Regions from separate parts of the Homo sapiens genome. Here region 2 is linked to region 1. Evidence: chromatin loops called from intact Hi-C (ENCODE). Cell type or tissue: chondrocyte. All regions are shown on one strand. Each heading gives the region's core, and the rest is flanking DNA. Links, peaks and the distances in the headings are about the cores only.

What was found. A loop is a pair of places that touch in the nucleus more often than their neighbours do. Peaks named below come from ENCODE experiments on the same cell type or tissue, not always from the same donor. Only the 100,000 strongest peaks of a DNase experiment are listed, where the experiment ranks them.
Region 2: a loop joins it to region 1, with 5 times the contacts of the local background. A loop is called at or near these places in 3 of 110 quality-filtered maps.

The regions. Positions count from the first base shown.
Region 1 is chr14:103,287,404-103,297,834 of GRCh38, reverse strand. LOC105370686 (a long non-coding RNA gene) reads left to right here. Exons shown (of 3, transcript XR_944246.2): 3 at 3,258-3,761. Among named protein-coding and RNA genes, the nearest start is that of EIF5, 42 kb to the left of the region's middle. RefSeq lists an enhancer at 9,898-10,431. In chondrocyte, for the core only: CTCF peaks have their summits at 4,642 and 4,852 (motif pointing right); no DNase peak of the experiment used is centred there.
Region 2 is chr14:102,967,708-102,978,138 of GRCh38, reverse strand. CDC42BPB (CDC42 binding protein kinase beta) reads left to right here. Exons shown (of 37, transcript NM_006035.4): 9 at 1-13; 10 at 2,090-2,256; 11 at 2,336-2,455; 12 at 3,990-4,123; 13 at 5,978-6,220; 14 at 7,878-7,988; 15 at 9,423-9,667; 16 at 9,781-9,886. Among named protein-coding and RNA genes, the nearest start is that of AMN, 50 kb to the right of the region's middle. In chondrocyte, for the core only: CTCF peaks have their summits at 5,153 and 5,353 (motif pointing left); no DNase peak of the experiment used is centred there.

The sequences.
Region 1 (10,431 bases), core at 1,903-6,902:
TTCACCGCATTAGCCAGGATGGTCTCGATCTCTTGACCTTGTGATCCGCCCGCCTCAGCCTCCCAAAGTGCTGGGATTACAAGCGTGAGCCACTGCGCCCGGCCAGAAGTCATCTTTAAACATCTTTAAACCTCTTCCTGTGGCATCCGCAGGCCCTTGAGATGCTCATCCGAATCTGCTCACCCGTGGGCCTTGGAAGGAGGAGGCTGAATTCCTCCCAGCTGTGGCTTCCCCTGTGGAATGGGATACTCCAGGTCTCCTGGCCTAAGGAAGCGGGGGCTGGGACTCACTGAAGGCTGTAACATTGGGTTGGGGGTTACAACCAGCAGTTTTAAAAAAACGGAGTAGAACTAGGGTTACCAGGTGAATTACAGGATACCCAGTCATATCTGCATTTCAGATAAGTAACTTTTTTAAAGTGTGTATGTCCCAAATATTCTATGGGGTGGAACACACTAAAAAAAAAGTATTTACCTGAAATTCAAATAGCAGGTGTCCTGTATTTGTATTGCTCAATCTGGCAATCCTAAGTAGAATGGAAGAGAAAGTGTGGGAAGGGGCCAGGGCGTGCAGGGGAAATGTGATTGCCTGTGCATTTGTGGGCATGTATTGTAAATACCCACGTGTTTCTTAACTGTGGGTTGGAGCCAGCAGTGAGAAGCCGCTGTCCCTAGTGGTTGTGAGGGCTACGTGTGAGGCTGCCGCAAAGCCGCTTAACAGCGCCCGGGGAGTAACGGGGGCTCACGCCTGTAATCCCAGCACTTTCGGAGGCCAAGGCGGGTGGATCACCTGAGGTCAGGGGTTTGAGACCAGCCTGGCCAACATGGTGAAGCCCTGTCTCTACTAAAAATAAAAAAAATTAGCCTGACATGGTTGCACGTGCCTGTAATCCCAGCTACTTGGGAGGCTGAGGCAGGAGAATTGCTTGAACCCAGGAGGCGGAGGTTTCAGTGAGCCGAGATCGCACCACTGCATTCTGGCCTGGGCGACAGTGAGACTCCATCTCAAAAACAAACAAACAAACAAAAAACCCAGAAAACAGTATGTAGTTTATAGGATAAGGATATAAAGAAAAAATATATGGCTGGGCACAGTGGCTCACACCTGTAATCCCAGCACTTTGGGAGGCCGAGGCGGGAGAACTCCCGAGGTCAGGAGTTCGAGACCAACCTGACCAACAGGGAGAAACTCCATCTCTACTAAAAATACAAAATTAGCAGGGCGTGGTGGTGCATGCCTGTAATCCCAGCTACTTGGGTGGCTGAGTCAGGAGAATCGCTTGAACCCGGGAGGCAGAGGTTGCAGTGAGCCGAGATCACGCCATTGCACTTCAGCCTGGGCAACAAGACAGAAACTCTGTCTCAAAAATTAAAAAAAAAAAAAAAAAGGAAAGAAAATATTTTTATACAGGTGTACAATGTGTGTTTTAAGCTAAGTGTTATTACAAGAGTCCAAATGTTTTTTAAAAAGTAAAAGGTATATAAAGTTAAACCATTACAGTAAGTTAAGGCTAATTTGTTATCAAAGAAAGAAAAATATTTTTTATGAACTTAGTGTGGCCTAAGTGTCAGTGTTTACAAAGTCTACAGTAGTGGCCAGTAATGTCCTAGGCCTTCACATTCACTCACCACCCACTTGTGACTCACCCAGAGCCACTTCCAGTCCTGCAAGCTCCATTCATGGTAAGTGCCCTAAACCTGTGTGTCATTTTTTACTTTTTATGCCATACTTTTACTGTACCTTGTCTATGTTTGTATCTGTTTAGATACACAAATACTTTTTTTTTTTTGAGACAGAGTCTGGCCCTGTCACCCAGGCTGGAGTGCAGTGGTATGATCTCAGCTCACTGCAATCTCCACCTCCTGGGTTCAAGCGATTCTCCTGCCTCAGCCTCCCAAGTAGCTGGGACTACAGGCACCTACCACCATCCCCAGCTAATTTTTGTATTTTTAGTAGAGATGGGGTTTCACCATGTTGGCCAGGCTGGTCTTGAACTCCTGACCTCAGGTGATCCACCTGCCTCGGCCTCCCAAAGTTCTGGGATTACAGGCGTGAGCCACCATGCCTGGCCTAGATCCACAAATATTAATACTTACCATTGTGTCACAATTGCCTACAGTATTCAGTACAGTCCCACGTTGTACAGGTGTGTAGTAGGCTGCCTCATCTAGGTCTTTGTCATGATGTTCACGCAGCCACGAAATTGCCTAATGACACCTCTCAAAATGTATCCCTGTTGTTAAGCAACACATGACTGTATACATAGATACATTTGAAAATAAATTTTTATTTAAAAAGAATATTTGTTTAGAAATAATATTTATTTTAAAAGAATGACAAAGCCATAACATGTTAACATTAGTCATTATTTTTAAATGAAAAATAAGTATGTTCTGAAACCACAACAACAAAGTTAACAATAAGGGTGGCATTAGTTTTCATTTTTGTCAATATCTTTATGGTCTGGCTTGATAGGAGACAGGTAGATTCTCATATCTGCTTCTGCATGAGTCTGTTGTGATACGTTGTTTTGGTTGAAGTTTGTGGGGAATATTCAGCCGCTCACAGACATGCTGTTGGAAAAGGATGAGTAATTCAATACAGTCTTTAGATAGTTGTGACTATCCTTCTTTGATACCACACCAAAACTGGAGATGTTTAAAGATTAGTTATCATGATTATTTAAAGATTCTTTAAAAGATGAGTTATAATCAAAGATTGGTTAAAATGTGGATTAAAGGTTAGTTATAATGTGGATTCGAGATTATAATCTTTAAACTGAAAGGGTCTTGTACATTTTCATTTACTTTATGTATATGATGTGAAGTAGAGCTCCAACTTCGTTCTTCTGCAGGTGGCTCTCCGCTCTCCCAGCTGAAGAAAAGACTGTTCTTTCCCCACTTCACCCTCACATTTGGGGGTCAATTGATTTTGATGAGAGTGCCTTGGCTCTCATCAAAATCAACTGACCCCTAAATGTGAGTTTCTTTCTGGAATCTCAGTTCTATTGTATGGGTCTATATGTCTGTCTTTATACAAGCACACACAGGTTTGACTACTGTAGCTTTGTAGTAAATTTTGAAATCAGAAAGTGTGAATCCTCCAATCTTTGCTCTTTTTCAAGATTTTTTTTTGGCTGTCTGGGTTCCTTGAGTTTCTACATGAATTTTAAGATCAGCTTAATTCCTACAAAGAAGCCAGCTGAGACTCTGATGGGGATTGTCTTGAATCAATGTTCTTTTTGCTATAACTTATAGAGTAAATTAAACAACTGAAGGAAGGTCCCTGTGAGCTGCAGTCCCGGGAGAAGAGGAAACCCTTCAACATGGATTCTGGAAAGAACAGCCTTGGCTTTCTTCTGAACAAAAAGTTCTGGCCCAGCTGGACCCGGGGTGGGCACCGGGAGTGCAGGCTGCTAGTCCTCTCCTGCCAGCTTTGCGAGGCGTGGGGAGCACCTGCAGCATGGCTCACCTGAACCCAGTCCCCAGGCCCATGGCCTCCGAGAGATGAACACTGGCTGCCCAGAAGCAGGTGTGGGTAGGAGGGCAGAGGGACTGCCCGCAGGCGTCCCTGGGCTCCCTGGCTCCTTTCTGCTGATGTGCCGCCTCAGTCGGACAGAGGTTTCAACACACTTGTACCCTTCTCAACACAGGCCAGGCGTCTCCGGGGCCTGGAAGAAAACCAAGGTCAGGGGATCTCCTAGTTCAACAAGGGAGAACAACATGTAAGGAAGATAAAAATTAAAGCCGTGTCGGATGTGAGACACCCAGGGTCTCATATGACAAGACGCGAGTGGACTGCAGGCTGGGGCGGAGCTGTGGAGAGGGAAGACCCGGGGTGGGGCCGGGGAGAGGGGAGGCCGGGGCGGGGTGGGGGTGAGCAGTGGGATCCAGGAAGGTTCTCAGAGGAGAAGATGCCCACCCACACTGGGATTACAAGGAAGATAGGAATTTGTCAGAGGGCAAGGGGACAGCGGGAGGGAGTGACCAAGGGGGTCAGCAGGGGCAAAGGCCAGGAGGTGGTCACAGTATAGGTGTGTGTGGGGATGGAAGGTGTCAGCACAGCTGAGGCTGGGGAAGGGACAGGCAGGGCATCCCCGTCCTCGAGAGCCAGGCCAGAGCACTCGGGGACTGTCCTATGGCCAGCAGGAACCTGAAGGGCTTAGGAACATCCCCTGGCAGCCAGACACAGGATGGAGGGGAGGGCGCGGGACGGTGAAACCCTCTTCTTCTGGAACTCAGCCCCTCTGTCTGGGAGACACAGGAAGGAACTGCCAGGGCTGTGGACTTGCACAGTCTTGCCTGAACTATCTCATCCCTGGCAGTTTTGTTTGTTTGTTTTTTGTTTGTGTTTTAAAGATAGGGTCTTACTCTGCCACCTAGGCTGGAGTGTGGTGGCACAATCATGGTTCACCGCAGCCTTGGCCTCCCTGGCCCAGGTGATCCTCTCACCTCAGCCTCCGGAGGACCTGGGTCCACAAGCACACACCAGCACACCCAGCTAATTTTTATTTTATTTTATTTTATTTGTAGCGATGGGGGTCTCACTATCTTGCCCAGGCTGGTCTTAAACTCCTGGGCTCAAGTGATCCTCCTCCCTCAGCCTCCCAAAGTGCACCTGATATTACAGGCATGAGCAGCTGCGCCTAGACCCTGGCAGCCTTTTGAAATGGAATGTATCTGTCACCATCTTTGCAGATTAGGAAGCCAAGGCTAAGAGAAAAGAGTGACTTCTTCAGGGTCACCCTGTCATCCATGTCGGTGGGGAAAACCCTGGACAGCCCCACGCTACCCTGATTTCTTTCCCTCATCTCTGTCCTCAGACTGGTCAGCAGGGCATGCAATGCCCACCAGAGGGCACCAAAGGCCAGATTTGCCGTGCACTCCCACACCGTTTTGAGTCTCAGATGCGGCCTCCATTGATTAGAGTCTCAGATGCGGCCTCCACTGATTGAGTCTCAGATGCAGCCCCATTGATTGAGTCTCAGATGCAGCCCCTATTGGTTGAGATCCCCAGGTGCAGCCTCCACTGATTGAGAGCTTCACATGCAGTCCCCATTGATTGAGAGTCTCAGAGGCAGCTCCCATTGATTAAGTTTCAGATGCAGCCCCTGTTGATTGACTCTCAGATGCAGCCCCCATAGACTGAGAGCCCCAGAGGCAGCCCCACTGATAGAGAGTCTCAGATGCAGCCCCCATTGATCGAGAGTCTCAGATGCAGCCCCTATTGATTGAGTCTCAGATGCAGCCCCTGTTGATTGAAAGTCTCAGGTGCAGCCCCCATTGACTGAGAGTCTCAGAGGCAGTCCCCACTGATTCCCAGACACAACCCTCAATGACTCTCAGATGCAGCCCCTATTGATTGAAGTCTCAACTGCAGCCTCCATTGATTGGCAGTCTCAGATGCAGCCCCATAGACTGAGAGCCCCAGAGGAAGCCCCATTGAGAGCTCCAGAGCAGCCCCCATTGATAGTCTCAGATGCAGCCCCCATTGATAGAGAGTCTCAGATGCAGCCCCCATTGACTGAGAGGTTCACACGGAGCCCCCACTGAGTGACAGCTTCAGATGCAGCCTCCATTGATTGAGAGATTCAGATGTGGCCCCCATTGATTGAAAACTTCAGAATCAGCCTCCATTGATTGAGAGCCCCAGATGCAGCCTCCATTGAGAGCTTCACATGCAGCCCCCATTGCTTGAGTGTCTCAGATGCACCCCCCACTGGTTGAGAGTCTCAGATGCATCCCCCATTGATTGAGAGCTTCACGTGTAGCCCCCATTGCTTGAAAGTCTCAGATGCAGCCCCTGTTGATTGAAAGTCTAAGATGCAGCCCCCAATGACTGAAAGTCTCAGAGGCAGTCCGCACTGATTCTCAGACACAACCCTGAATTACTCTCAGATGCAGCCCCTATTGATTGAAATCTCAAATGCAGCCCGCATTGATTGAGAGTCTCAGATGCAGCCCCCATTGACTGAGAGGTTCACATGGAGCCCCCACTGAGTGACAGCTTCAGATGCAGCCTCCATTGATTGAGAGATTCAGATGCGGCCCCCATTGATTGAGAGCTTCAGAATCAGCCTCCATTGATTGAGAGCCCCAGATGCAGCCTCCATTGAGAGCTTCACATGCAGCCCCCATTGCTTGAGTGTCTCAGATGCACCCCCATTGATTGAGAGCTTCACGTGCAGCCCCCATTGCTTGAGAGTCTCAGATGTACCCCCCGTTGCTTGAGAGTCCCGGATGCACCCCTCATTGATTGAGAGCTTCACACGCAGCCTCCATTGATTGAGAGTCTCAGAGGCAGCTCCCATTGATTAAGTCTCAGACACAACCCCTATTGATTGACTCTCAGATGCAGTCCTCATTGACTGAGTCTCAGATGCAGCCCCTATTGACTGAGAGTCTTAGATGCAGTCCTCATTGATTGAGAGTCTCAGATGCAGGCCCTATTGACTGAGTCTCAGATGCAGCTCCTATTGACTGAGAGCCTCAGAGGCAGCCCCATTGATTGAGAGCCCCAGAGCAGCCCCCACTGATTGAGAGCTTCAGATACAGCCCCCAGTGATTGACAGCTTCACATGCAGCCCCCAGTGATTGACAGTTTCAGATCCAGCCTCCATTGCTTGAGAGCTTCAGATGCAGCCCCCCATGATTGAGCTTCATTCACATGCAGCCCCCACTCTGGATTCTCCGCTGAAGGGTCACCCTGGTAGAGCCTTAAGAGAATTGAAGCTCAGGTCCAGGTGGCTCTGCGGCCCTCCTTCTGAGTCTGAGGTGACAGGGTAGGTGAGGTTGGCCACAGAAGGGAGTGCATTAGGCCCAGAGGCTGTGACTAAGGAGGCTTTGGTGCTCCTTCTCTCCCTAGACTTTTGCGAAACTCTTCGAAGTCCTGGAGAGGCTCTGGAGTGTGGCTACTTGGAGCCCTGTGTCTGTGGGGAGCCGCTGCCTAGATCTAAGCACGGTCTGGCTAGAGCTTCCCACTGGACAGTGGCTGGTCAGGGGGAGTTTGTTGGCTCCCACCCCGGCCCCCGGGCAGCACATATCAGCTGGCCTGGCTGGGCCTTGGGAGGACAGAGGATGCTCATTCCTCAGGACTAGAGGAGCCCTGTGGTGCCTCCCTCCCGCTCTAGCTGGGAGATGGGCAGAGCTGGACTGCACCTGCTGCTGTCCCCACTGTGACCAGGCTTTTGGGGTGGACAAGAGGGCTCATCCCCTCCATACCCCTCCCTGGAGCCCCTCCCAGGTCCACGTTGTGGGACTGGGCTGTGACAGGACTCTGGCCAAAGAGATGTGTGGAGACATCACAGGAAAGGGGCTGGTGAAGTTGGGGGCTACCCATGGGGTCCTAAGAAAGGCTGGTGCTTTCCTGCCTTGGGCTGCAGTCCCAGCATGACATGAGGTGTTGCTTCCTGCCATGAACCAAAAGGCAAGAGGCTTGCCAGGGAGAGGCTTGGAGCCTGGATTCTGTTTGGTCCACGGAGTTCACCAGTCTCAAGACCACCTGGTTAGTTCCTGGTGGTGAAAGCATCCTGGAGAGGCATGTTCTCACTCAGGGAGATGGTTCAGGGGTGCAGGTGCCCCAACACCCTACCGCTCCCACGGACTCACTTTGCTGGTGGGGGCTTACCCCCTACAAGGCCAGCTGCATAACCAGAGTGCTGCGGTGCCCACCCTGCTCCTGGTGAGTCAACAGAATCCTGACAATATTGCCCAAGTCATCTACAAATCCAAAGTCAAAGTCTTCCCTATCAATATACCACTCAGGTTCTTTGATGAGCTCAGTAAATACTCTAAAAATGGAGGAAAGACTACAGCCACAAATAGCTAAGCCAGCTGAAAACGCGGAATCCCAGATGTGAAGACACACTAGGAAGCGTCCTCGGAGGAGCAGCTTTTGGGAACAGGAGCAAGCCACCCGCAGAGTGGGGTGGGGCCGGAGCAGGGCGAGCATTGTGAGAATATCACACGATCCCACCATGGGCAAGGAGTGAATCTTTTTTTTTTTTTTTTTTGAGACGGAGTTTCGCTCTCGTTGCCCAGGCTGGAGTGCAATGGCACAATCTTGGCTCACCGCAACCTCTGCCTCCCAGGTTCAAGCTATTCTCCTGCCTCAGCCTCCCTAGTAGCTGGGATTACAGGCACCCACCACCTTGCCTGGCTAATTTTGTATTTTTAGTAGAGATGGGATTTCACCACATTGGCCAGGGTGGTCTCGAACTCCTAATCTCAGGTGATCCACCTGCCTCGGCCTCCCAAAGTGCTGGGATTACACATATGAGCCACTGTGCCTGGCCAACGAATGAGTCTTTTTTTTTTTTTTTTTGATGGAGTCTTGCTCTGTCACCCAGGCTAGAGTGCAGTGGTGTGATCTTGGCTCACTGCAACCTCCACCTCCCGGGTTCAAGTGATTCTCCTGCCTCAGCCTCCTGAGTAGCTGGGATTACAGGTGCCTGCCACCATGCCCGGCTAATTTTTGTATTTTTAGTAGAGACGGTGTTTCACCATCTTGGCCAGGCTGGTCTTGAACTCCTGGCCTCATGATCCACCTGCCTTAGCCTCCCAAAGTGCTGGGATTACAGGCGTGAGCCACTGCACCTGGCCAGCAGTGAGCCTCTTAAGCAATGGTGTAGAACAGTAGTCCCCAACCTTTTTGGCACCAGGGACTGATTTCATGGAGGACAATTTTTTCCATGACTGCTAGGGTGTGGGGGATGGCTTCAGGATGAAACTGTCCCACCTCAGATCATCAGGCATTAGATTCTCAAAAGAAGCACTCAACCTATATCCCTCACATGTGAAGTTCACAATGGGGTTTGTGCTCCTATGAGAATCTGATTTGACAGGAGGCAGAGCTCAGGCGGGAATGCTCACTCGCCTGCCACCCACCTCTTGCTGTGCAGCCTGGGTCCTAACAGGCCATGGACTGGTACTGGTCCACAGCCTGGGTGTTGGGAACACCTGGTGTAGAAGACTGGATCTCTAACTTAGTGGGAAAATAATGGATCTTTACTTAACCTCACATACAAAGCAGGACTCTAGAGAAAGTAAAGTTCCAAATGTCAAAGGTAAAAATAGGAAGCTAGAAGAAAATGTAAAAGAATTTTTGTAAGATACAGGCAGAGAAGGTCTTGTTATACCAGGATTCAAATGCCTAACCCATTGCTTCTCGGGCTTCTGGCTAAGATCAAGTGTCGTATCAAATGCATAATCCATAAGGCCACAATCATTGTAAATTACATCGAAACTAAGATGCTATTGTCCAGGGACACCAGGAACAAATCGGAAAGAGATATGAGAAAAGGCAACGATAATTGCAGTATCTAAAAGAGATATGCAATTAATTGCTCTAGAATGAACAGAAGCGTCTGTGAGTCAGCAAGACTGACGGAGGGACGAAGCCAGGGTAAGGGAGGAGTCTGCACCCCCCATCGCCAGGTTCTCCAGGCAGCCACAGCCACAGGCTGTTTAGAGCCTGGGGTCAGTGGGACCCAGGAGGAGGCTGCTAGGGTTGAGGCCGGTGGAGCTGCCCCTGCGGCCCCGGGCGGGGCTGAGCCAGGGAGGTGCACTCAGGACTGCAGCAGCCCCAGGAGATGCCCCGAGGCCTGGCCCAGCTCCTCAGTTTCCCTCTGCAGGTCAGGCTTGGGTATTCCCTGGGGCACGCCAAGCCTACAGAGGACAGAGGGGATCTGTCTGTGTGTGATGGGGGGCCATAGGGCGGGGCTTCTTTCTTCTGGCCAGGCCCTGGGGGATGTGTGTGTGTGTGTGTGTGTGTGTGTGTGTTGGCCCTGGGGGTGGCCACGGTGTTTCCTGGGAACAGCATGTGTCTGTATTAGGTCCTGTGTCTGCTATAACAAGTCACCACAAACTTGGTGGCTTAAAGCAACAAAAAAGTCTTCTCTCACGGTTTCAGAGGCCAGAACCTGCAATCAGTATCAATGGGCTGAAATCAAGGGGTCGGCAGAGCTTCGCTCCCTCCTGGGGGTCTAGGGTAGAGCCTGCCTCTTCCCCACCTCCTCCGGATTCGGCGGCTGCTGGTGCTCTTGGCTGTGTAGTCCCGATCTCTGCCTCATCTTCACATCGCCTTCTCTGCTCTGTGTGCAAGCCACCCTCTACCTGCATCATAAGGATACAAGTGATTTAGGGCCCACCTGGATGATCCAGGGTCCCCTCCCACTTTAAAATCCTTAATGTAATCCCATCTGCAAAGACTTTGCCATATAAGGTAACGTACACAGGTTCCAGGGATTAGGAACTGATACCTTTGGGGGCCCTTATTCACCTCGCCACAGCGTCCCCGTGAGTACAGAGAGGGAGGGCATCCAGGCCCTCCCCCCAGCACAACCTCACATGCCCTGGGCCCCAGGGCTGCCTCACCCCTGCCTACTCCCTGGACGCTCTTGGGAGCTGGTGTCGGGATGCTGAGTCTGTGTTT
Region 2 (10,431 bases), core at 2,358-7,357, 320 kb after region 1:
TCACAACGGAAAGGTATGTCTGGATTTATCATTCCCCAGGGAGACACTTCCCCTGTGGTAGATGAACAGTCAGACACCACAGTCTGTCCCTGGGGGCGGGCTAGTGGGTGGTGTGTGCGCTGGGAGGCCATTACTTAAGGGAGATGGAGATGGGTTTTTGGTCTTAAAATATGCACACCTGATGACTACAGGTGATACCATAGCAAGGTTGCAGGCTTTTTCTCTACAGATATCCAGGTCGTAAAGAATTCAGGTTTCATGGCCTTTGTTGTATGTTCTTCTTTTTACAACCCTTTAAAAATGTTAAAACCATTCATGCTCGTGATGGTGCAGAAACAGGCCTCGGGCAGGATTTCTCCCAGAGGCCAGGGGGGTGAGATTTCTCCCAGAGGCCGTAGTTTGCCAACCCCTGACCAATAGGCCGCCAGCATTGGCAGGGTTAGCTCTGATCCAGTCGGTGGCCACAGCAAGCAGAGCAGTTGCCATGCGCACTCAGCTGAGAGCTGGCTTCCATCAGAGCACTCTGCTGGCTTTTGTAAGGATTGTGTGTTGTGGGCCCCTGTCCCAAATGGGCCTCTTTGCAAAGTTGTGTCGCCTGAGATGGTCCACCTCGATTTTAAAAGGAAACTGGGGCCAAGAGGAGAGGGGTTAGGAAGAAAGAGAGGTGAAATGAGACAATGGAAGCTCCCACTGTGCCACAGAATCTGATTCCTGGCGTCCTCTGGCAGCTGGAACCACAGTTGAAAATGTCTTGGGAGGGAGATATCCCCATGCTTCTTTTTTTTTTTTTTTTTTTTTTGGAGACGGAGTCTCGCTCTGTCGCCCAGGCTGGAGTGCAGAGGCACGATCTCAGCTTACTGCAACTTCTGCCTCCCGGGTTCAAGCGATTCCCCTGCCGCAGCCTCCTGAGTAGCTGGGACTACAGGCGCCCGCCACCACGCCCGACTAATTTTTTTTATTTTAGTAGAGAGAGGGTTTCACCATATTGGCCAGATGGTCTCGATCTCCTGACCTCGTGATCTCCCCGCCTCGGCCTCCCAAAGTGTCAGGATTACAGGCGTGAGCCACCGCGCCCGGCTGATATCCCCATACTTCTGCTCGAGCTTGGAAGAAATCTCTTTTGGTGTGAGAGGCCAGGGTTAAACAGCCCATAAGCCAAAGTGGCAGCTGCTGTCTTCCAGCCCACAGGAGGCTTTCTGGGTGGGCATATTGATTTACCAGCCCCCAGTGCAGAGGTTCTTGATCTTTCTAATACATGCCAGCTCACCAAATGCTTGTCACACTTGCAGGTCCCAAGCCCATGGCTGTAGTTTGGCCAGATAGGCCTAGAGCTCTCCTCTTGACAGATCCCGCAGGGCTGGAGCAGCCCAGCACCCTCAGACCACCTGTGGAGAAACACTGACCAGGTCTTCTCTAAAGGGGGCTGGGTGCCTTTATGGAACTCTGCGTAGGAGCTCAAAATTTCCCTGACTTCATTGTCACATAAAGAGCTAAGCAGAACTAAGTAACTCCTAAAGCAGCCCAAGAATTAAGCTATTAAATGAGAGCCATCCTGGGCTTCAGCCTGTGCCTCGGCTGTGTGCGTCATCGAGTGGTCTGGTCCTTGGTAAGGGGCTTAGTGTGCTGGTCAGTGCTAGAATTGGTGGCTTAGCCTGCAGGGGAAGAAGAGTTGAAAGAGCTGTCCTGGATTGCTTGGCCAGTTGGTGGCCAAACCAGGAAGCTTTCAGTGGTCCATGCGTACCGCTGACCTGCAGACGAGCTGGGGCTGCCCCCTAAGCCTTGCTTTACGCAGGATCCATGCCTTCTGGTTTTGCATTTATAGTTAAGTGTGGGGGATGATTTAGAAATGCCATTTCCCCTCCTTTGCAGAGGCGCTTTCTTTGACCAGCGATGGGGAGGGCCCTTGTCAGTGTCTCCTTGACCATCTGGTCACTTGTCTAACTTTGGTTCCATAAACCATAAAGTCTTATCTCAGGTGTTTTTGTTTGCTGATTTAAAAAGACTATCTTTCACCTCAGGAAGATTGAAAATGCTAATGAAATCGCTAAATTTTCAGTAGATCAAAAAAACCTGTTGCTTGGTTTCCCAGCTGTTTTTCTGATCGAGGCTCTCTGAAGAGCATAATGCAGTCCAACACATTAACCAAAGATGAGGATGTGCAGCGGGACCTGGAGCACAGCCTGCAGATGGAAGCTTACGAGAGGAGGATTCGGAGGCTGGAACAGGAGAAGCTGGAGCTGAGCAGGAAGCTGCAAGGTGAGGGCAGCGCCGGCTCCGGGGCCAGGCGGGGGCGCTGCGGCCAGGCTGCACCTCACGCTGTCTCTCCATCCCTCAGAGTCCACCCAGACCGTGCAGTCCCTCCACGGCTCATCTCGGGCCCTCAGCAATTCAAACCGAGATAAAGAAATCAAAAAGCTAAATGAAGAAATCGAACGCTTGAAGAATAAAATAGCAGGTATGTGTTTAAAAGTGTGACTTCTTAGTCTCTATTTTTGGTCATTACTGTCTTAAAAGGGAATTTCAGAGTCCTTTTCATAAAGTGGGAAAGCAGAAAAAAAGCTTAGGCTTTAGCAAGCTTATTTAGAGTTCTCAAATTTTGGTCAGTTGTTTTTTTTTAGACGGAGTTTCACTTTTGTCACCCAGGCTGGAGTGCAGTGGTGCGATCTCAGCTCACTGAAACCTCCACCTCCTGGGTTCAAGCGATTCTCTTGCCTCAGCCTCCCAAGTAGCTGGGATTACAGGCATGTGCCACCACACCCGGCTAATTTTGTATTTTTAGTAGAGACAGGGTTTCACCATGTTGGCCAGGCTGGTCTCGAACTCCTGACCTCAGGTGATCTGCCTGCCTTGGCTTCCCAAAGTGCTGGAATTACAAGCATGAGCCACTGCGCCCAGCCCCAATTGGCTTAGTTCTAATGATATTATTTTATAGTCACCAGCTAGAATCAGTTCCTGATATTTTATCTGTACGTTCTCTGGCTATTTTCTGCTTCTCTGTTACAGTTTTCCTTTTTGTGGCTTTCAGACAGTTCCTAGAGCTGCTTTCCTCCTAAAGCTTAATCAGTGACTCTGCCTGCTCCTTGGTGTTGTAGGTGCTAGACCTGCTGTCACCACTTTCTTTTGGCGGTTCCTAGGTTATCAAAGTTCCCTAAAAGCTCCAATCAGTTTTTGTTTTTTTGTTTTTTTGTTTTTTGAGACGGAGTCTCACTCTGTCACCCAGGCTGGAGTGCAGTGGCATGATCTCGGCTCACTGCAAGCTCCGCCTCCTGGGTTCACGCCATTCTCCTGTCTCAGCCTCCCAAGTAGCCCCCCACCACGCCTGGCTAATTTTTTGTATTTTTACAAAATAGAGACAGGATTTCACTGTGTTAGCCAGGATGGTCTCGATCTCCTGACCTCGTGATCCGCCTGCCTTGGCCTCCCGAAGTGCTGGGATTACAGGCGTGAGCCGCTGCGCCTGGCCTGGCTCCAATCACTTTTAAGCCTTAACCTCACACAGGTTGGCTCTGCAGTTGACCTTCACCTCCAAAGCACACTTTGAATCTCACCTTCTCTGCATTTCCTATCAGGAACCCCACTGTCCTGATCCAAAAACAGACTTCTTTGATTGAGTCACTTACTAACTAAAACTTTTCTTGCACGCTGAGAAAGGACAAGGGCCAGGCACTGTGCTGGGTGACACAGGTTAGAGGGACTGAGCAGACGAGTGTGTGCGCCACCCAAGGGCTCCCAGTGCTCAGGGGAGATCGCTGTCAGATCAGAGTAAAGTCTAGGGAGCCTGTTCAGCACAGGCATGCAGGTAGCTGTGCCTATGACACTGTGTGTGTGTGTGTGTGTGTGTGTGTGTGTGTGTGTGTAAGTAAAAAAACCTCTGAATGAAAAAGTGTTGTGAATTATTAAATAATTTCCTGTCAGTAAGTCAGCTAACATAAAGTTTACATATAGTCATTGCACATAAAGGAACAGAGTTTATTTCCTCTTTTGTCCAGATTCAAACAGGCTCGAGCGACAGCTTGAGGACACAGTGGCGCTTCGCCAAGAGCGTGAGGACTCCACGCAGCGGCTGCGGGGGCTGGAGAAGCAGCACCGCGTGGTCCGGCAGGAGAAGGAGGAGCTGCACAAGGTAGGTGGCTCAGTTTGGGGTGAGAAAGGCTTACGGGACTTTGCAGAATTCTGTAAGGTCACGTTCATGCCGATGATGGAAGACCTCTTGGGACTCCTGCCCATGGGCTGTCCCTGCTGCATGCAGGACGCCAGGGCCAAGCCTGGCCCCGGGGCCCCTGCCACGCCTGCCTGCTGCACAGCCCCCGCGTCGGCTGGCAGAGCTTGGCTCCCAGTGGCAGGTGCCTTCCACCCCCTTGCCCCCAGCGGTTATCCACCTCGCAATCAGCCTCTCCAGTCTCCACTTCAGACCCACAGAGAAAGCAGCACCCCACTGCATTCTAAAGCGAGGAAAGATGTCGATAGGGCATGGTGGCCGTGCACAGGGCATGGTGGCCGTCCACAGGGCATGGTGGCTGTGCATAGGGCATGGTGGCTGTGGCAACACACGCTGCGTCCCGAGCCAGGCCCTCCCCTTCTCTCCACCAGGCCTCTGCTCTTAGAAGGGGACCCTTAGTAATGACAGGGAACTGCAGCAGAGACCCTGTGTTAAAATCTGGGTGATTTCCCCCCATAATTCGTTTATAAATTTCATTTTTAGTAATATATGGGAAACTTTTATGCTCAGGTGTCAGCATGTTACTAACACAATTATATGCGTGTTTTCTAAAATACATTCATTGATACATGTTATTCTTGAACCTGTAGTTTGTGATCTGTTCTCTAAAATGTGCCAGGTATCAAACCCAGATTGTTTCTTAAGATAATCTGTGGGTCATCCACGTGAGTGATTTGTCTAGAAGTGCAGTGTGGGGCACATGGCATCTCATTGCTTGACAGGGTCATAGTACCTCCCAGCGGGCCCAGAGAGGCCTGGGGAGGCCTCCCCTTCACGTGTGGGAGCTGCCCTGCCAGCTTGCTCAGGGTCTTGTCACTTCCATCTCAGACCAGCAGGTGTGACAGTGACTGAACTGCCAGATAGTTGACCAGATTGGCTGCAGGGAGGTCAGGGTCATCAGCGTGGTGAGTGCAGAGTGACAGCCAGTATCCGCACATCAGTCTGCATTGAAGGGCAGGCTGTCCAGCGATTGTTTTTATACAGTTCTTCACTGTGACTTCACCTTCAGCACTTTGTGTCATATGTGTTCTTTTTGATTTTGCTTATGTTTAAGTAACTAGATTGAGTGCCCAAATGCTTCATTCAGCTTTGCGGCTGTGCAGGTGACACTGGGCAGAGGCTGACATTACGGAGCGTCCTCCTGTAAGCACGCTGCCCCCATGTGGTTGTGGGGCTTTTTTTTTTTTTTTTTTTTTTTTTTTTTTTTTTTTTTTTTTTTTTTTTTTTTTTTGAGGCAGAGTCTTGCTCTGTCGCCCAGCCTGGAGTGCAGTGGCACAATCTCGGCTCACTGCAACCTCTGCCTCCCAGGTTCACACCGTTCTCCTGCCTCAGCTTCCCAAGTAGCTGGGACTACAGGCACCCACCACCACGCCCAGCTAATTTTTTTGTATTTTTAATAGAGACGGGGTTTCACTGTGTTAGCCAGGATGGTCTCGATCTCCTGACCTCAGGTGACCCGCCCACCTTGGCCTCCAAAAGTGCTGGGGTTACAGGTGTGAGCCACTGTGCCCGGCCTGTGGGGCCTTTCTTGGTGTGCAGTTGGTCTCAGCACCTGAGCCCAGGCGGCCTTCCCATTGCCTGTGTGGCTGGCACGAGACAGAGCACAGGTCTTTTTCCAAGCAGCTCAGATCTGTGGCTCTAATCTGTAACCAGCATTGGCTGTCGCTTTTAACTCCTCAATATCATGGAAGACCGAACCTCCAGCCTTCCAAGCCTTTGTTAGGCAAACGTAAAACATCTATAATTGTTTTTGTTCAGCAACTGGTTGAAGCCTCAGAGCGGTTGAAATCCCAGGCCAAGGAACTCAAAGATGCCCATCAGCAGCGAAAGCTGGCCCTGCAGGAGTTCTCGGAGCTGAACGAGCGCATGGCAGAGCTCCGTGCCCAGAAGCAGAAGGTGTCCCGGCAGCTGCGAGACAAGGAGGAGGAGATGGAGGTGGCCACGCAGAAGGTGGACGCCATGCGGCAGGAAATGCGGAGAGCTGAGAAGCTCAGGAAAGAGGTAGCTGTGGAGATGGTTCAGGGATGGTATCGACTGGACATTTGTGTGACTTTTATAAAACGTCTTTGAAATCTTGGGCTGCATTACTGTAAAAGGGGTCAGAAATTTTCTGTGGAGCCAAGTAAGTTGATCGGCCGAGCATTTATTTTGTTGTTCTCATTCCTCAATATTGGTGAAATTACAATAAGGTTCTTGTGGTGCTGATTTTCTTTAATTCCCTTTTAAGTAAATAGAGGGTGTTTATGCTGTGCTGTGATGCAGCCTGGCTTATGTGAATAAGACACCTGCAGTCCACACAGGGCAGGTGGCAGTAGAAAGGCAAATCACGGGCCGGGCACGGGGCTCACGCCTGGAATCCCAACACTGTGGGAGGCGCCAAGATAGATGGATCGTTGAGTTTAGGAGTTTGAGACCAGCCTGAGCAACATGGCAAAACCCTTCAGCACACTTCAGGCCGCCGCTTAGGTGAGTGCTTCTGAAGTGTCTTGGCTCAGCACCATTCGACACTGTTGGAATGATTACAACCCCAAAGAGCTTTCTTATGTAGGCTACAGCTCTCAACATGCACCATGGCAGAAATTAAAACAAAATCTTGTTAATACAATGAAAACCCATTTCATGTTAACATAAGTAACATGTTTAATGAAAAGTAACTATTTCTTTAAAAATTTGGCAGGAAGAATGGCATTTTTTACATTTTGTTAGCTGTTCTTTAATATCTGGCTGAATGGAAAACAGTTGAGTTCTCATGGCTGTTTCTTCAATCCGTTTTGCTACACCGTTCTGGATAAAGTACATGAAGAAATCCTGGCCCCCACAGATAGCTAATTAGGAAAGGAAGGGCCTTGCACACCCCTGATGTCTCAGGACCCCAGGGTTTGCAGCCCTGTGCCGCCCTGGGTGTTCTGAGTGTTCTGCTGTGAATGGTTGACATATTGTAAGCGATGCTTAGTTTAGAACTCTATTAAAATTTCCTTGATAAATCCCATAAATGAGAAGGCCTGGAAGCACATGCTCCTGTTCCTTTCAAGTTCAGGGCTCTTTGTTCTTTAGCCCCAGAGGACCTGTTTGTTTTCTTCTTAGTCTATTTTGCAACCCAAATATATTTGTAGTTACAGGCAGTTAAAACTGAAGTTAGTGATACCCCTAATGAGGAATTAGCATTCCACATATGGGGGAAGTGATAACAGTGCCTGGGATTGCCCTCGAGTGGTTTGGGCACAGGCAGAGATGAAGCGGGCTTGGCTCGGGAGCTCACTGTTGAAGCTGGGTGCCGGCACGTGTGTTCGCTATTCTGCTCGTTCTTCGTGTGCGTGTTTGAAATGGCCCATTTAATAAATGAATTCAAGTTCTACAGATATCAAAAGTACTGGTTTTCACGAATCAGTGAAATTTAAATTTCAAGAAATGTATCCTTTCTTGAAATTTAAGTGTCAATTTAAGCTAGAATTGAACCTTGTTTTATTAGTAACCAACCATCCCAGTTGAACCCAGAAGTGTATTTCTCAAACTTTAATTTGTGATAAGATTTGATGAAGGGTGAACACGCGCAGAGCTCCTTCGAGGTCTTGTTCTTGTGGAGGTCCCGTGGGTGCTGCTGTAACTGGTGAAGCAGGGCTCGCTTTTTGTTAATAGAAACTGGATCTTCCTTTTGTAGCTGGAAGCTCAGCTTGATGATGCTGTTGCTGAGGCCTCCAAGGAGCGCAAGCTTCGTGAGCACAGCGAGAACTTCTGCAAGCAAATGGAAAGCGAGCTGGAGGCCCTCAAGGTAGTGCTGGGCGGGGGTCTCTGCCCTTAACTGAGAGGGATGCTTATCTTTGCTGACGCCACCACATGGAAGTCACCTTGTGTAATGTGTGGTCCGGGCCGAGTGTCACCCGAGGCTGTTCAGACAAGACCCACATGTGGAGAGGTGGGGGGTGTGACCCCTGCCTTCGTGACTGCTTTCATTTTTAAAGGCCAAGTTCATGTTTTTCCTTTGTTATATAAAAGTTTCAGGCAATTCACAGTAAGTCCTAGGAAACGAATATCTAATTGGCTCATTTCCTACTCCAGCCCCATCAATTCATAGCCTTCTTCACATCGTGGTATTCTAAATTCGGTGCAGTTGAGTTTTGGAAAAGCTCCTTAAAGCCCGTAGCCTGCTGCTGACTGGGGAAGAGACAGGCTGGCCATCAGTCGGGGCCCACTGGTGGGGCTGGAGGGTAGCAGGGAGGCCGCGGAGGGCGGGAGTGGGGAAGGCCACAGTGGCCAAGTGGGCAAGGGGCCGGAGGCGGATCTCCTTGGCAGTATGGCGTGGCCTGGATCTCCTCATGTGTGAGCCGCGTGCGATGGGTCTGCCCTCTCCCTTCGCCTCAGTGATCTGGCAACTCTTCCTCTGGGACGTGGGCCTGAGATGCTGTTCCTCCCTGGCAGCGGGCTTGGCTGGACCTCGGCATGTGGTGCCCGAGGCTCCTGCCCCTTTCTCAGCCCTTGAGTCTCCTCTCTGCACAGCAGGCAGAGTGAGCTTGGCAGACCAAAGCCGGATCACATTCCTGTGCGGCAGGGCCTCCGTGGCTCCGCAGCTGTCCAGCAGCTACCCTCCTGCCTGCTCCAGCCCAGCAGTGCCTCTCCTGCCCCTCCTTGCCCCGCCACACCAGACACACTGGCCTCTCTGCATGCTGCAAACACTGCCAACACGTCCCACCTCACTCCAGCCTGTGCCCTTGTTCTTTGCCCCTAGCCTGACACCTCACTTAATAGGCCAGCACCTTACAGAAGCCGCCCCAGCCATCCTGGCACGCCCTCCACTCCCTACAACCTGGCTGGGGTGCACGGCCCCTCTGCCCCTTTACTGGTTTGCTGTCAGTTCCCGCCAGCCCCAAGAGAGCAGAGACCTCAGTGTCACCCCAGTCACAAGGAGGGGGCCCAGCACAGAGTCAGCCCTCAGAAGAATGCTGCAAGCATGAATGAACAGGGTGTGGGGCAGAGCTTCGGGGGTCCCAGGCAGACCTGGGCACATCCCCCTGCAAGGCCGTCTCCTGCTGTGACCCCCTAGAACCTGGATCACGTTAGCCAGGTCAGCTACGTCATCTGGTGTAGACCAGGCACACACAGTCCTTGGGAAGGTGTCTGCACTTGCTTGGGATGAAAGGGGTTGAAAGGACAGTGTGACCCTTGAGGACACAGAGGTTTGTCAATTTATGTTAACCTTTGTCTTCAGGTGAAGCAAGGAGGCCGGGGAGCGGGTGCCACCTTAGAGCACCAGCAAGAGATTTCCAAAATCAAATCCGAGCTGGAGAAGAAAGTCTTATTTTATGAAGAGGAATTGGTCAGACGTGAGGCCTCCCATGTGCTAGAAGTGAAAAATGTGAAGAAGGAGGTGCATGATTCAGAAAGCCACCAGCTGGCCCTGCAGAAAGAAATCTTGATGTTAAAAGATAAGTTAGAAAAGTCAAAGCGAGAACGGTAGGTTTTCATGAGCTTCTCAGTTCAGAAGATGCAAGCTGATACCCACGCCATAGATACGAATATCAGTGAAGTTACGAGCTTTTAAAACTGTTTCTCGCTCACCTTGGCAGGCATAACGAGATGGAGGAGGCAGTAGGTACAATAAAAGATAAATACGAACGAGAAAGAGCGATGCTGTTTGATGAAAACAAGAAGCTAACTGCTGAAAATGAAAAGGTAATTAATTCAAAGTACCTGAGTTAGCACTTTGTGTGGAAGTTGTAATTTAAAAAAAAATTATTTTTAATTTGTGTGGGTACATAGTAGGTATATATATTTATGGGGGAGTAGAATGTCGTCATTCTTGAGTCTTGGAAGTTTGGTTTTTTTTTTTTGAGATGGAGTCTCGCTCTGTCGCTCAGGCTGGAGTGCAGTGACGCGATCTTGGCTCACTGCAACCTCTGCCTCCCAGGTTCATGCCATTCTCCCACCTCAGCCTCCCAAGTGGCTGGGACTACAGGCGTCTGCCACCACGCCTGGCTAAGTTTTTGTATTTTTAGTAGAGACGGGTTTTCACCGTGTTAGCCAGGATGGTCTCAATCTCCTGACCTCATGATCCACCCACCTCAGCCTCCCAAAGTGCTGGGATTACAGGCATGAGCCACTGCGCCGGCCGAAGTTTGGTGTCTTTTTACAGTGCAGTAATGTGCCATATAACGATGCTTCCATCAATGATAGACTGTGTGTACAACAGGCGTCCCGTACGATCATAATACTGTACT